Linked DNA regions of Homo sapiens: region 1 is linked to region 2. The links are chromatin loops, found by intact Hi-C in ENCODE. Cell type or tissue: dorsolateral prefrontal cortex. All regions are shown on one strand. Links, peaks and the distances in the headings refer to the core of each region. The heading gives the core; the rest is flanking DNA. Region 1 holds the start of GRM1 (glutamate metabotropic receptor 1). Region 2 has its middle 36 kb from the start of RAB32.

Region 1 (7,632 bases), core at 3,231-5,730, 480 kb before region 2:
GTTTGGAGGGCTTAGAAGAAGACATGGGAGGCAGGAAGATGTGGGAAAGTTTGAAACTTCCTAGAGTCTTGTTGAATGGTTTTGACCCAAATGCTGATAGTGGTATGGACAATGAAGTCCAGGCTGAGGTGGTTTCAGACGGAGATGAGAACTTACTGGGAAATGGAGCAAAGGTCACTCTTGATATGCTTTAGCAAAGAGACTGGCAGCATTTTGCCCCTGCCCTAGAGATCTGTGGAACTTTGAACTTGAGAGGGATGATTTAGGGTCTCTGGCAGAAGAAATTTCTAAGCAACAAAGCATTCAAGAGGTGACCTGCTTTTTTCTGAAAGTGTGGTTATATGTGTTCCCAAATAAATGGTTTGAAACTGGAACTTATGTTTAAAACAGAAGCAGAGCATAAAAGTTTTGAAAATTTGTGCCCTGACCATTTGGTAGAAAAGAAAACCCCATTTTCTGGGGAGAAGTTTAAGCCAGTTGCAGAAATTTGCATAAGTAATGAGGAGCTGAATGTTAATCACCAAGGCAATGGGGAAATGTCTCTAGAGCATGTCAGAGATCTTCAAGGCAGATCCTCCTATCACAGGCCCAGAGACCTAGGAGAGGTAAATGGTTTAATGGGCCAGGTCCAGGGCCCCACTGCTCTGTGAAGCCCTGGGACTTGGTGCTCTGTGTCTCATTTGCTCCAGCTCCAGCTGTGGCTAAAAAGGGCCAAGGTGCAGCTTGGGTCATTGCTTCAGAGGCTGCAAGCCCCAAGCCTTGGAAGCTTCCATGTGGTGTTGAGCCTATAGGTGCACAGAAGTCAAAAATTGAGGCTTGGGAACCTCCACCTAGATTTCAGAGGATGTATGGAAGTGCCTGGATGTCCAGGCAGAAGTTGGTTGCTGGGGCAGGGCCCTCATAGAGAATCTCTGGAAGGGCAATTCAGAAGGGAGATGTGGGGTTGGAGCCCCCACACAGAATCCCCACTGGGGCACTGCCTAGTGGAGCTGTGAGAAAAGGGCCACCATGCTCCTGACTCCATAATGGTAGATCCACCAACAGCTTGTACTGTGTGTCTGGAAAAGCCATGGGCACTCAATGAGAGTCCACAAAGGAGCTGCCCAAGGCTATAGGAGTCCACCCCTTGCATCAGCATTCCCTCAATGTGAGACATGTGAGACATGGAGTTAAATGAGATTATTTTGGAGCTTTAAGATTTAATGACTGCCCTGTTGGCTTTCTGACTTGCATGAGGCCTATGGCCTCTTTGTTCTGGGCAACTTCTTCCATTTGGAATGGGAACATTTACTTCATGCCTGTACCTCCATTTTGTCTTGGATGTAACTAACTTGCTTTTGATTTTACTGGCTCATAGGTGGAACGGATTTGCCTTGTCTCAGATGAGACTTTGGACTTGGACTTTTGGGTTAATGCTGGAATGAGTTAAGACTGTGGGGGATTGTTGAGAAGGCATGATTGGTTTTGAAATGTGAATGGGGCATGAAATTTGGGAGGGGCCGGGGTGAAATGACATGGTTTGGCTTTGTGTCCCCATCCAAATCTCATCTCAAATTTTAATCCCTAGGTGTTGAGGAAGGGACCTGGTGGGAGGTGATTAGATCATGGGAGCAGTTTACCCCATGCTGTTCTCATGATAAGTGAGTGAGTTCTCATGAGATATGATGATTTCATAGTGGCAGTTTCTCCTGCTTTTCTGCCACTGTGGGAAGCTGTCCCTTGTTTCCCCTTCACCTTTTGCCATGATTATATTTTTTTATAGCAGTGTAAGAATGACCTAATACAAGACTTAATTCATCCCTTTGTTTCTTTTGTCTGATTCTTGCTTGCTTCTTATCTCTCCCATTTGAAGAGTTTAAATTTCTAGCTGATTTTATGTGGAAAACTTTATATCCTTTTGCTCTTTTATAGCCTAGACTCATTATTCTATGAAATACTTTATGATGGAAAGCAATGATAATTATGCATACATTCATAAGGAGGGTGACTACAGTTTTGTTGATGGATAATATTTACCTTATTACCATATCAGGATGGTGAACATTCTGTTCTTATTGTTACAGCAGCACATTAAATCATTGTTTTGAGATAATAGTGCAGATATTGTTTTGATTTTGATCTTGATCTCCACTAAATAGTGTATTAAATAGATTTCCCAAACCTAAATACTGATAACACTTTTTTATCCTGCTAAAAATCACATACTAGATTAGACATTCTTTTGATTTTGATCTTGATCTCCACCACATTGTGTATAGATTTCCCAAACCTAAATACCGATAACAGTTTTTTACCCTGCTACAGATCACATACTGATTGTAATGTGATTTCATACTAGTACTGAATATTCATACTAACAATATTTCTGGATTCATGAACCTTTAGCATTCTTTGAACTCTTATAGATTAGTGTATTTACTTGTATTTGCTAGTTTGTATGTAGCTCATTGTTGCAGTAATCCCCTTCAATCCTACTGGAAGAACCATCCCTTAGATGTCTGCACATGTATTATACCCTGCCTCCTATGTGAAGTCTTCATTTATAGAAAGAGAAAGTATATTTGGGTGATCTTGTCTTCTTTTGTCTCAATGCCTTCTTCTTTGATTGTTTTTGTCCTGGTACCTTCTATAGTTAGCTCTTAAATAATTATCAATAAATTTAATTGATCATTTCAAATTAATACATTTGAAATTTTTTTTCTTTAACACTTTTTGTATATGCATGCATCTGGCATGTTATAATCCTCAAATTCATCGTCTTTAAAATGATTAGTTTCAGCCAGCCTGAATGTGTAGTTTTTACTTGGACTGTAAAATGAATTTGAGAACCAATAAATCTGAACATTTAATTATTCCTTCAGTACAGCAATGTGATATATTAAAGATGTTCAGCTTTAGGAGCACATATTGACACTAAATGTGGACTTCAGAGACATTACTTTCTTTAATGCTGAAAATCATAATTAAGGGGTATATATGCACAGAAATCTTTGCACATTCACTATATCTCTGGAATATTCTAGGAAAGTAACATTTAGAGCTTATCACACTCTAATGGGCTTATCTAAAATTGAACTTAAGTGGCTACTAGAGGAAGTCAGATACTATGGGACTCTGTGCATACCTGTGGCTTGCTGTTCTTCGAACAGACATATTCCTAGGGTAGAAGCAGAGAGCCATTTAGTCCCATATGTGATGATCAGAACTTACCTCTTCCCATTTTCCTTATGTAAACATGTGGCTACTTCCCGAATTGAGATCATTTAGTCTAAAAAATGTGAACGTTGTTTAGTGCATTATTTGTGGAAAAAGAAAAAAATATATTCTCTTTGGGCTGTCTAAAAAAAAAAAATCCAGAAAACTCTGACACTTAGGGAAAAAAAGATCAGAACCAGAATGAGAAAGACCTTTTGTTATTGACTAGAGGTATTGTTTTCCTTCCTAAGTTTCATGGAACACACTGAAGAGTATTTGAAACTGCCTCATGTGGTTTGTCCCCTCCAGTCTGACATGGCACCATTCCATAATATAATAATGACCTGAGCAAGGCGATTATAAGCTGACCCATAAGGGACCAACGTAAGCTGATCTCTCTGCTCTGCAGATGACACAAATAGAAAGCTTTGAACAAGAGTAGAAAGACACACTGTCACTTGTCTTTTCCCCTGAAAAAGCCGGGCCACATTCTGCTCAGCCAACATGTTCCCAGAGGAATGTGATTTAACTTCCGCTTTTCACACAGTCAGAAGCAACACCATAGACCTGTAGGGAAGGTGATGGCCGCCTGGGAGGAATTTGGATAAGTATTTGTCACTCCAGTATTTTCATGTGACCTGACTCTCATTCTCAATTTAGTTACATCTTGACCTGAAAATGCAGCCACAATATGTCTCTCTTCATTTGGCATACCTTAATTCATAATGGGCATGCCTGTCCTTTCCCTTCTCCCACCCTATGCAGCCTCTTCCTGATTTCCCTTGCAATCTACTAATAGAGCCTTTCTTTAGATGTCTGTACATGTGTTTACACTCTGTTTCCCTCTGTAGGGACTTTACTCGCAGAAAGAGAAAATATATTTGAGTCCCTGAGATATATATACAAAGATATCTACCCCAAAGCAGCCTAGGCAGTTCTCCACTTCTTTGGCCAGATTGTCTGACTATTCACGTATCTGGCAGCTTCTATACGACCCCTCATATAGTAAAGGAATTAATATTCCCCACTTCCTCCTAGTTTGTCTCCCCTCCTCCCTCTATCAAACGACTGATTTTTATACATGAGATAATAGACAAGCCTTGGGTGACCTGTTTTTTTTTTTCTTCCCTCCCCCTCTTTTTCCCTTGCGGTAAAATAGTGCTGAAGAAAGAGGGCACTAGTGTACAGCCCAGATCGCATCCTTGCACCGTCTGGATTAGAGCTGAGGCGTCTGCAAGCCGAGCGTGGCCACGGTCCTCTGGCCCCGGGACCATAGCGCTGTCTACCCCGACTCAGGTACTCAGGTATGTCTCAAGTCCATGTCCTCCAAACAGACTCAGGTGAGCGGACACTTCCTCCGGTGAAACCCACCCACAACGGCAGACAAAGTCCCAGTCTATCAGATTTTCCTCCGGGTCCCAGGCGCATTCTCGCTTATGTATTTCTTTTCGTCCTGTATCCTCAGGAAGAGTCGGGACCAATGGGTGCCTGGGTTTTCTTTCTCCTTTTTCTGCCTCACCTCCTGTGCTCTCCTCGCCCGCTCCCATAGCCCCCTTTTCGTCGACTCTCACCTTGAGAAAAGGAGCAGGGGAGGAACGGGAGAGGGAGCCAACTTCAGCCCCGCAGGCGGCTGAGATTTGGCGCCTCTGTCCCCAAGCGGGTGGGTTTGGATATATACCTGCACAAGCGGTGCAAGGTGATGAGAATGAGGGCGGAGGGGCGGTGGGGACTCGAGTGGAAGGGAGTGTGTGTGTGTGTGTGTGTGTGTGTGTGTGTGTGTGTGTGTGTGTATGGGTAAAGAACTCAGAGGAGGGAGGTTGAAAGAGCAAAGCGGGTCAGGGAATTGCAACTCACTGGTCAAAGCGTCCCTTGCAGGCCCTGCCAGGGAATGTCTGGCTGGACCGAGCACTGTCCAGGGTCCTGAAGGCGGCAGGGCTCAGGCTGCCGCGGCGAGAGCAACCCGGAAGCTCCCCTCCGTTCCCTTTCTAGCAACTATGCAAACCCCAAAGCAAGCGCAGGACCCCCCCTAACCCGTCCACCCACCGCGGGAAACAAGTTACCTTATCTGCACCCCTTCTTCTTGAACATACACAGCAAGCCTGACTTCTTACGGGGGAAACATACCAAACTCCTCCATACGGAGACTTTACCAGGCGTTGCCTTAGTAACTAATGTGGATTTTCTTCAAGCTGGCAAATTTATATTTACAGCTGATTTTATGTCAGGGCTTCTTCAACCCCTCAAAATTAAAGTAAAAGGTGCATCCTTTGTTTACGTTTATTTTAAAGTCGCGCTTCCACCTTTACAATGAGTTTCCAAATTTTCTTCTGAAAAAAAGTTGATCTTTTCCAATCCGGAAAGTTCTCTTGGGTTGAAGGACCTAGCTCCTCCCCTCCTCTCTGCTCACCTTCCCCACCGCCCTCCAAGTTAGAAAGCATGATAGGTTTTAGGGGACCAGGAAACGACTTAAGGTTGGAGGAGCGGGCGAGTTGGCGGGGCTCTGCGCCGCCTGGACCCGTGAGGACAGAGGGGGCAGGACACCCCGCCTTCCTCAGTGACCACAGCTGCGCTCCAAGCTGTTCCTGCAGCCGATATCAGGATGTGCCGAAATGAAACGGACAAGGCAACTGTTAACATTATAGACCCCAGAGTTTTAACACAGGTCCTCTGATGACAAGGTTGTGATTTTTCTCTGTCTTTTGTCAGCAGCATCTAGCTCACCGCTGCCAACACGACTTCCACTGTACTCTTGATCAATTTACCTTGATGCACTACCGGTGAAGAACGGGGACTCGAATTCCCTTACAAACGCCTCCAGCTTGTAGAGGCGGTCGTGGAGGACCCAGAGGAGGAGACGAAGGGGAAGGAGGCGGTGGTGGAGGAGGCAAAGGCCTTGGACGACCATTGTTGGCGAGGGGCACCACTCCGGGAGAGGCGGCGCTGGGCGTCTTGGGGGTGCGCGCCGGGAGCCTGCAGCGGGACCAGCGTGGGAACGCGGCTGGCAGGCTGTGGACCTCGTCCTCACCACCATGGTCGGGCTCCTTTTGTTTTTTTTCCCAGCGATCTTTTTGGAGGTGTCCCTTCTCCCCAGAAGCCCCGGCAGGAAAGTGTTGCTGGCAGGAGCGTCGTCTCAGCGCTCGGTGGCCAGAATGGACGGAGATGTCATCATTGGAGCCCTCTTCTCAGTCCATCACCAGCCTCCGGCCGAGAAAGTGCCCGAGAGGAAGTGTGGGGAGATCAGGGAGCAGTATGGCATCCAGAGGGTGGAGGCCATGTTCCACACGTTGGATAAGATCAACGCGGACCCGGTCCTCCTGCCCAACATCACCCTGGGCAGTGAGATCCGGGACTCCTGCTGGCACTCTTCCGTGGCTCTGGAACAGAGCATTGAGTTCATTAGGGACTCTCTGATTTCCATTCGAGATGAGAAGGATGGGATCAACCGGTGTCTGCCTGACGGCCAGTCCCTCCCCCCAGGCAGGACTAAGAAGCCCATTGCGGGAGTGATCGGTCCCGGCTCCAGCTCTGTAGCCATTCAAGTGCAGAACCTGCTCCAGCTCTTCGACATCCCCCAGATCGCTTATTCAGCCACAAGCATCGACCTGAGTGACAAAACTTTGTACAAATACTTCCTGAGGGTTGTCCCTTCTGACACTTTGCAGGCAAGGGCCATGCTTGACATAGTCAAACGTTACAATTGGACCTATGTCTCTGCAGTCCACACGGAAGGTAGGCATTATATTTGGGAAAGAAGGGTACTGAGAAAGTCAGGGCAATGCATGATGTGCTCCTGGGATCATAGTATTGTTCCTGTTTATTTCTAGCACTGTGGGGAACGGAGTTTACCCTTCTCAGTACTGCCCACCCAGGCATTGCCTTTTATCCTCATTTCCTTACAATTATAGTGTAGGAAAATTGTACCCCATAGAATATCTGAGGATAATAGGAGCTGAAAGGGTATCAAACTTTCCATGCAAAGTGTCCAGCAGTAGATTTGACTTGAATACTTGTTTGCCCTCATATTTTGAGTTTGCGTTTGGAAGGCTTATTTGTCCAAGGTGTTATATTGCCCTTCAGTGACTGGCTATGACTTTCCAGGTGTAATGAGTTAATTCAGTGTGAGTGATTGGCAAAAAGAAGTTACTATTCCACAAATAGGACTTCAAAGCTTTATCTTTCTTTAACAGTTGAAGATTTTCTTTGTCCTCTTGTACCCCTTCTTACATATCCAAAACTTTCCTGTGAATGTAGGATTAATGCAGTCATCTCCCTCAGTATATCAGAAACTTATATTTTTACTTCTGGAGTACCTTAGTTACAAAGAAAAAGTAAGTAATTTAAATAATGTATTTTCTTCTTACTTTATAGGCTAAAATCATCCAGATTCCCTCACTCCCCCAAGAATTATCTTGTTTTATGAGAAATAACACTGGTGAC
Region 2 (7,632 bases), core at 2,743-5,242:
TTTTATAGGCTAGGCATTCCCAGTTCCTTAAATCATTTTTCATTTGAGAAGTGAAGTACCTGGCACTGAAGAGGCACTTGGTAAATGTTTTTCCATTAAGAATTTCCTCATGTTTGGTTAAAATGGCAAATATTCATAAGAAAACAATGCTAGATATAACTTTAAAGGACATAGACATTACTAGTGGGCATAGGTAAAAATAAAATGAATGGTGAAAAGGATAATTGTATCCCATAAAAATGTATACGAACTTAAAAATATAGACTGCCTAGATCTTTTGAAAATGCATTCATGTGCATAAATACCCAAACATTCCTAAAATTTGAAATACTTTAATTTTGAAATATAATATGATAATATTTGTAGTATATTTTGAAAGAAACCTCCAACAATTCTCCAATCTTATTATTTGCCTATTCCCATGCATACAGTAGCCTGTCTAGATATTTTGGGCCTCAACATTGAAAGAGTGGCAAGAGAGAATTATAAATATCCTTTTTAAATTAAATATATTTTTCCATTTTCTGTTGAAATAATTAGCAAGACAAATGATTGTATCATCTCATTGTTACTGTGCAAAGAGATCTAGAAAGAAAGAAAGAAAGGAAAGAAAGAAAAGGAAAGAAAGAAAGAAAGAAAGAAAGAAGAAAGAAAGGAAAGAAAGAGGAGAAACCAATGATTCAATCTATTAATTAGAGGGAAAATCATGCTAAAAATGGTAAGGTGTGCATCAAGATGCTAGAAACATCTTAATTAGGTAATTTTAAAAGAGGGATAATTGTCAATGTATCTTCAAAACTGCATACTTTCCTTCAGCTCACCTACTAAACTGAATAGCTATATTTGATCAATTTTAACAATTATATGAAAACTAAGATTTTGTTAAACTTGTTTTTATAGTTTTATAGCCAGAAACATTTGATGTGTAATGAGCAACTCAACAATTTACTGCCTTTTATTTATAACCCTCGCTAGATTCTATGATGTTATAGTGATTGTACACTCTGTATTCAAATCTGACCTGGGGTTGGATTATAGTCTGTCATTTCTGTTGTCCAATTAATATGAACAGGGTGGGAGAAGGATAAATCTTATTCTGTATTAAAATTTGTACATGGCCACACAGCAAAATCATCACTAGAGTGGTTCCTGCAAAAATGTCAGGCACAATTACATGGATGAAACATAAAGGGCATTCCTCTCAGCAAGATTCACAATAGGAGGTGTGTCATAAACAGGGAAAAGAAAACTGTTCAACAAAGCTGGTTATATCTTGCCTTTAAGCAAGGAGTTCACCATTAAAGACATTTTCTGGATGGAAAGTCCTGTGGGGTGTGTGCGTATGTGTATGTGTTTTATACAGGGAGAGAGAATTTACACACTGTCATACTGGTACCAAGCCATATAATAGCTCCAGGAATAATACTGAGATTTCATAATCCATGAACTTTCTTATTTTCAGCAAACTCCCTCATAGCCACTCAGTGTCAGAATGCGGATTGTGTGTTTATCTTTCCTAAAGAAGTAAGAGGTAGTCGCCTTGCTCTTCCCCTCCATCCCCCGACATCACCTCTGCTCCACTTGCTATCCATTTTCTTAAATAGAAGATTCAGGGGGAATCCCTGGAGTAGGTTATAATAGGTTGTCAGAAGAAATGCTTCTATTTTAAAAGAAAAAGCAGTGAGAAAAAGAAATTTTCGTTAGCTCTATCATATTCCTTCTGAGAAGCTGCTGCTTTGAAGGCAAATCTACTCCTCCTACTGCCTTCACATGTTTCTAGGAGATAGTTGTGTGAGAAAACCCTCTGTACTAAGAATTTTTCTATTCTGGAGATATTTTTCATGAGGAGTGGTCAACCCAACCCCCTGTAGAGTAAATGAGACAAGGGGCCTGTACCAGAACACTCTTATGAGACGTGGCATTTAAGATCCAGTAAAATAGGAGATAATATAGGAGATACAGAAGCCCTCCTGGTCATACACCATAAATGATGATGAGATTTTGAATTGTCTGTGTTCTCACCTGCCTTGCAGCTGCAGTATTAGAAGCCCAGGATCCTGAGAGACTTGGGGTTTTCTCTATTTGAATTATAGCATATGTTCAAGCTATATCCCTAAACTCCTGACTGAGCTACTAAAAATAATGACTCCTGAGACAAACAATGAGTAATATACTCTGAACAGTGCTATAGCAGAGGGAGTGGAATGTTTGCAGCTGAGATTTGAAACATAAGAATCAGCGAGGGAGAGAGATAAAAAATGACTGCAAGAGTTGATATAAAAAACCTGCTTCAGTCCAATTGTCTCCCATTTTGTCTGTCAAAATGAATGAGCATCAGAAACAAAGATATTGAAGAGATTCTCAGAGAATGGCCCTTGGAAAGTTTAAAATTAAGAAAGCACAATCTAAAATGATTCTTAAAATTAAAAAATAGCATCCAGGGGAATTGCATAAGATTATATCCTGATTAAACCACAATTTATTCTTGTAAATAGGAAAAACAGAGCAACTGGGAAAGGTGTAGTTCCATTATGAACAGTCTGCGAATGTCAGTATCATAAGAAGCAAACAAAAAGTTTGTCCTGTGACTTAGCTTCACACCTTCTGAGAAGCAGGAACAGCCTAAATATACCCCAGCCAGGGTTATCAGCAAAGAACCATGAAACAAAGCCCTCAGCTTTTCATCACATTAAGGCAGTTGAGAAACTGCAATATTCCCCTTATGTTCCTTGTGGGTAATTCTAAATTAAGCTTTAAATAAAGAGCACCAACCATTGTTCATCAGGCCTGAACCAAATCAATAAAATAGATGAGATTATTTTGGCAAGTGGCATGAGATGTTGGAGCCTAGAGCTGGAAGTGCCTAGGTGTCAATTTCTGAATTCTTTCAAGGGAACTAATTCAGATGATATTTATCAAGACAATTTTTAGAGTTAATGCAATTCACATAATTTTCCAAGTTAAAATAATCTTCACAAAATTAAATCTCACAGTTCAGAAACATGCAGAAAAGAGTAGCCTTTTACATCCAAGTGAACAACATTTGACTTTAAGGAGCAATTGTCTTAGGATTTTAAAAATGAGAAACATAAGCTCCCCCAAATGTATACATCAATTGCAATCTGTGGTTTGAAACTTTCTAACCAAAAATACACTCTGAATATTGTGGCAGCTGTTCCAAAACATCTTTCAAGTAGTTATTATTCATTTTATATTGTCTTAAGATATAAATTTGATATAGATGAACTCTCCTTAGTATTATTATTATTTTGTATAGGAAAGAAGAGACACATACTTCCCCAAACACTGAAGACGGATTTTTAAATCATTGATCTGATAGCAAAAAATGAGTAAGGTACTCTTCTCGCAAAGCATTAAATCAGAATTTCCAAGCTCATCAGAGAGCAGTAAGTCAATGTCAGAATCTGATAAACTCACTCACTAGTCATCACAATAGTCGCATTTCAACAGTACAATTATAAGTACAAACAGGTTCGGGAAGCACTATGTGAAGAGTTAAGCTTTGGGGACATGGCCATTTTCCATGCAACCCAAGATGACCTCCTCATGGATTCTGGTGAGTAGAGAGGGGCTAACTCATACAGTCTTGAGCACTTGTCCCAAGAAATGACATCAAATTCTGTTCAATGGTGAATCCAGTGAAAATTTTGACCATTTAAAAATTAACCCAACTTTCCTAGAAGTATGGCCCATGAGATAAGAGTTATTTTCTGTCACCTAATCTCCAGACCACACTAAGGTTTGGAGTCTGGCTACAAGCACAGCTGTATCTGCTGTAGGACACTAGGGCAAAATCAAAAGGTCATAAGTTGATCAAAATGTATCCATATTTTGGCAAGAGAATGTGGATCTCCAGGGGAGGAATAGAAGCCTTGGCACACGTCCTTAGCTTGTTGGGGAGCTGAATCTGTGGGGAAAAGAATGGGTTAAATTTTGCCTAGGCTATAAAGTAAATCGCAGTAAAGTCGGTATCTAATGCATTATGCATGGAAAAAAAGATGCATAAAATGTACATTCCAGTAATTAATTTCAGAAGCTCTTCAGAGGATGTTAACTCAATTCTATTTGACAAATATCCTTAAGAACTTGAGCTATGTAGTGTGGCAAGCTGAGAAAAAGAAACAACAAGGGCATGCAAAGATTAATACTTCAATCAATATTCATCAAGTGCCATATTAGGGAAATGCTGTGGGAAATCCTGTACATGGGACCTTAGGCCTCTCTCATGGGCCATGTAATAATGTCTCTTCTTATAGGAGCAGGAGGTTAACAGGCATTGCTCATGTGCCCCATCCTACAGCTGAATTGCCTACCTGCAGTAAGGGAAGGAAAAGGAATGTTGGCAAAGCTTTTTAAAGACCTTTGCTGAGAAATCATGCTTGCCAGTCAGTATTCCATGCTTCTAGGAATATTGGGAAAAGGCTGTCCCTTTGCATCCCAAATAAGGCAATACGAAATTGTAACTGGATGCTACCATGGACACCCAGATTCTATCCAGGAGAACATAAATAGAAGTGATGAGAACACCCTCTCCCTGCTGGAAATACATGTGGGGTCCCCCTGTGGGGTTTGACTGTAGGTTCAGGGCAAAATGACTCTGTCTTTTCTAAGGCGGCTCCACCAACCCTGAGGTGCAGAAGCTTATGAGTATTGAAGAATCTTACCTGCAATAAAGGACTGCAAACACTACAAAGGTGGAATACTCAACATTGTGGTTAAACGGGAATAAAGTGAGAGTAAAAGTCTTTGGTTTCTCTTTTAATGCCCTGCAATGTCTATCTCATCAAGAACCGAAAGAATCTAAGGATGGTCTTGCACACAGGAATTGCAAGGGTTAAGCACTTTCTAAGATCAGGGATTTACCAAATAAATGACTCTTCCAGGGGCAGAGTCAGCAAACATCTAACAATAAGGCCAGTTAGATACTAAGAATTGATAATCTAGTAAAAATAATAACACAAAACATAATTTGATTGTTATTTAAGATTAAGGAGAAGAAACAAGCCATGCAATTGGGAAAAAACAAGAGAAAGATTTCTTCTAAGATATTTGAGGAACAATTCGTGAAAAATCACCAAGTTTGGAATTAAATTTTTTTCAATACCTACATATTGCCAAGAGTGGTACAAAAACTGGGAATGTAGGTCTAAAAGGGAAATAGAAGCAAAATTGAATAGATCTGTTATTTTCCAGTTATATCATAGTGGATAAGTGAGTAAGCCAGCCCACATTCTGTGCTTTAGTCCTCTCATCTATAAATTCAACATAAGATGGAATGAGGAATCTTATGAGGATGACTAAACTGATGCCAATATGGTGTTTTGATATCTTTAGCACAAAGAGGGATGAAACACATTATTATTGATCCTTTCATTAAACAACTAGTTTAAAGGAGCACTAACATTAAAAAAAAATTATGTTATACTAGTCTTGTATCTGAGATAGGAAAATAGGTTGCTCTGATGTATTCTGTTTTATTTTATATTTTTAATTTTTATTTTAGGTTCAGGGGTACACATGCACATTTGTTATATCAGTAAATTGTGTGTCATGGGAGTTTGGTGTACAGATTATTTTGTTACTTAGGTAATAAGCATAAGGTCCTAATAGGAACTCTTTCCATCACCACTCTCCTTCCACCCTATACTGTTATATATGAACAAGTTTGCATTATATGAGGTCCTAGGATCTTTGGAAGTATAAAATACACTTTATAGAGGGTATAATACTTAAGGCTGTTTTGTTAATTTCAATAGATTATAAATTTTCAATATAAGTAAAATTATGAGAAGACACTTAAGAAGACATTGGGTTAGGTGCTGGAAGTATGACAGTAATTAAGAGATCTCTTATTCTTTTTTTATTATTATACTTTATGTTCTAGGGTACATGTGCACAACATGCAGGTTTGTTACATAGGTATACATGTGCCATGTTGGCTGGTTGCACCCATCAACTCGTCATTTACATTAGGTATTTCTCCTAATGCTATCCCTCTGCCAGCCCCCACTCCCCAACAGGCCCCAGCGTGTGATGTTCCCTGCCCTGTGTCCATGTGTTCTCGTTGTTCAATTCCCACCTATGAGTGAGAACATGCGATGTTTGGTTCTCTGTCCTTGTGATAGTTTGCTAAGAATAATGGTTTCCAGCTTCATCAATATCCCTGCAAAGGACATGAACTCATCATTTTTTATGGCTGCATAGTAATCCATGGTGTATATGTGCCACATTTTCTTAATTCAGTCTATCATCGGTGGACATTTGGGTTGGTTCCAAGTCTTTGCTATTGTGAATAGTGCCACAATAAACATATGTGTGCATGTGTCTTTATAGTAGCATGATTTATAATCCTTTGGGTAGATACCCAGTAATGGGATCGCTAGGTCAAATGGTATTTCTAGTTCTAGATCCTTGAGGAATCGCCACACTGTCTTCCACAATGGTTGAACTAATTTACACTCCCACCAACAGTGTAAAAGCCTTCCTATTTCTCCACATCTTCTCCAGCGTTTGTTTCCTGACTTTTTTAATGATCGCCATTCTAACTGGCCTAAGATGGTGTCTCATTGTGGTTTTGATTTGCATTTCTCTGATGATCAGTGATGATGAGTATTTTTTCACGTGTCTGTTGGCTGCATAAATGTCTTCTTTTGAGAAGTGTCTGTTCATATCCTCTGCCCACTTTTTGGTGGTTTTTTTTTTCTTGTACATTTGTTTGAGTTCTTTGTAGATTCTGGATATTAGCTCTTTGTCACATGGGTAGATTGCAAAAATTTTCTCCCATTCTCTAGGTCGCCTATTCACTCTGATGATAGTTTTTTTGCTGTGCAGAAGCTTTTTAGTTTAATTAGATCCTATTTGTCTATTTTGGCTTTTGTTGCCATTGCTTTTGGTGTTTTAGTCATTGAATCTTTGTCCATGCCTATGTCCTGAACGGTATTGCCTAGGTTTTCTTCTAGGGTTTGTATGGTTTTAGGTCTTACATTTAAGTCTTTAATCCATCTTGAGTTAATTTTGTATAAGGTGTAAGGAAGGGATCCAGTTTCAGCTTTCTACATATGGCTAGCCAGTATTCGCAGCACCATTTATTAAATAGAGAATCCTTTCCCCATTGCTGGTGTTTGTCAGGTTTGTCAAAGATCAGATGGTTTTAGAAGTGTGGTGTTATTTCTGAGGGCTCTGTTCTGTTCCATTGGTCTATATATCTGTTTTGGTACCAGTACCATGCTGTTTTGGTTACTGTAGCCTTGTAGTATAGTTTGAAGTCAGGTAGCATGATGCCTCCAGCTTTGTTCTTTTTGCTTTGGATTGTCTTGGCTACGTGGGCTCTTTTTTGGTTCCATATGAACTTTAGAGTAGTTTTTTCCAATTCTGTGAAGAAAGTCATTGGTAGCTTAATGGGGATGGCACTGAATCTATAAATTACCTTGAGCAGTATGGCCATTTTTACGATATTGATTCTTCCTAACCATGAGCATGGAATGTTCTTCCATTTGTTTGTGTCCTCTTTTATTTTGTTGAGCAGTGGTTTGTAGTTTTCCTTGAAGAGGTTCTTCACATCCCTTGTAAGGTCCAGTCTTATAAGGTCCAAAAAAGTCACATCCCTTGTTG

What was found. A loop is a pair of places that touch in the nucleus more often than their neighbours do. Peaks named below come from ENCODE experiments on the same cell type or tissue, not always from the same donor. Only the 100,000 strongest peaks of a DNase experiment are listed, where the experiment ranks them.
Region 1: a loop joins it to region 2, with 6 times the contacts of the local background. A loop is called at or near these places in 1 of 110 quality-filtered maps.

What each region holds. Positions count from the first base shown.
Region 1 is chr6:146,023,294-146,030,925 of GRCh38, forward strand. It overlaps GRM1 (glutamate metabotropic receptor 1), which reads left to right and starts at 5,769. Exons shown (of 8, transcript NM_001278064.2): 1 at 5,769-6,924. The coding sequence starts at 6,225. RefSeq lists enhancers at 5,587-6,087, 6,088-6,588. In dorsolateral prefrontal cortex, for the core only: a CTCF peak has its summit at 4,388; DNase peaks (open chromatin) are centred at 4,438 and 5,118; H3K4me3 peaks cover 1,571 bases; H3K27ac peaks cover 643 bases; H3K27me3 peaks cover 229 bases.
Region 2 is chr6:146,503,607-146,511,238 of GRCh38, forward strand. No RefSeq gene overlaps it. Among named protein-coding and RNA genes, the nearest start is that of RAB32, 36 kb to the right of the region's middle. In dorsolateral prefrontal cortex, for the core only: no CTCF peak of the experiment used is centred there; no DNase peak of the experiment used is centred there; H3K27ac peaks cover 2,163 bases.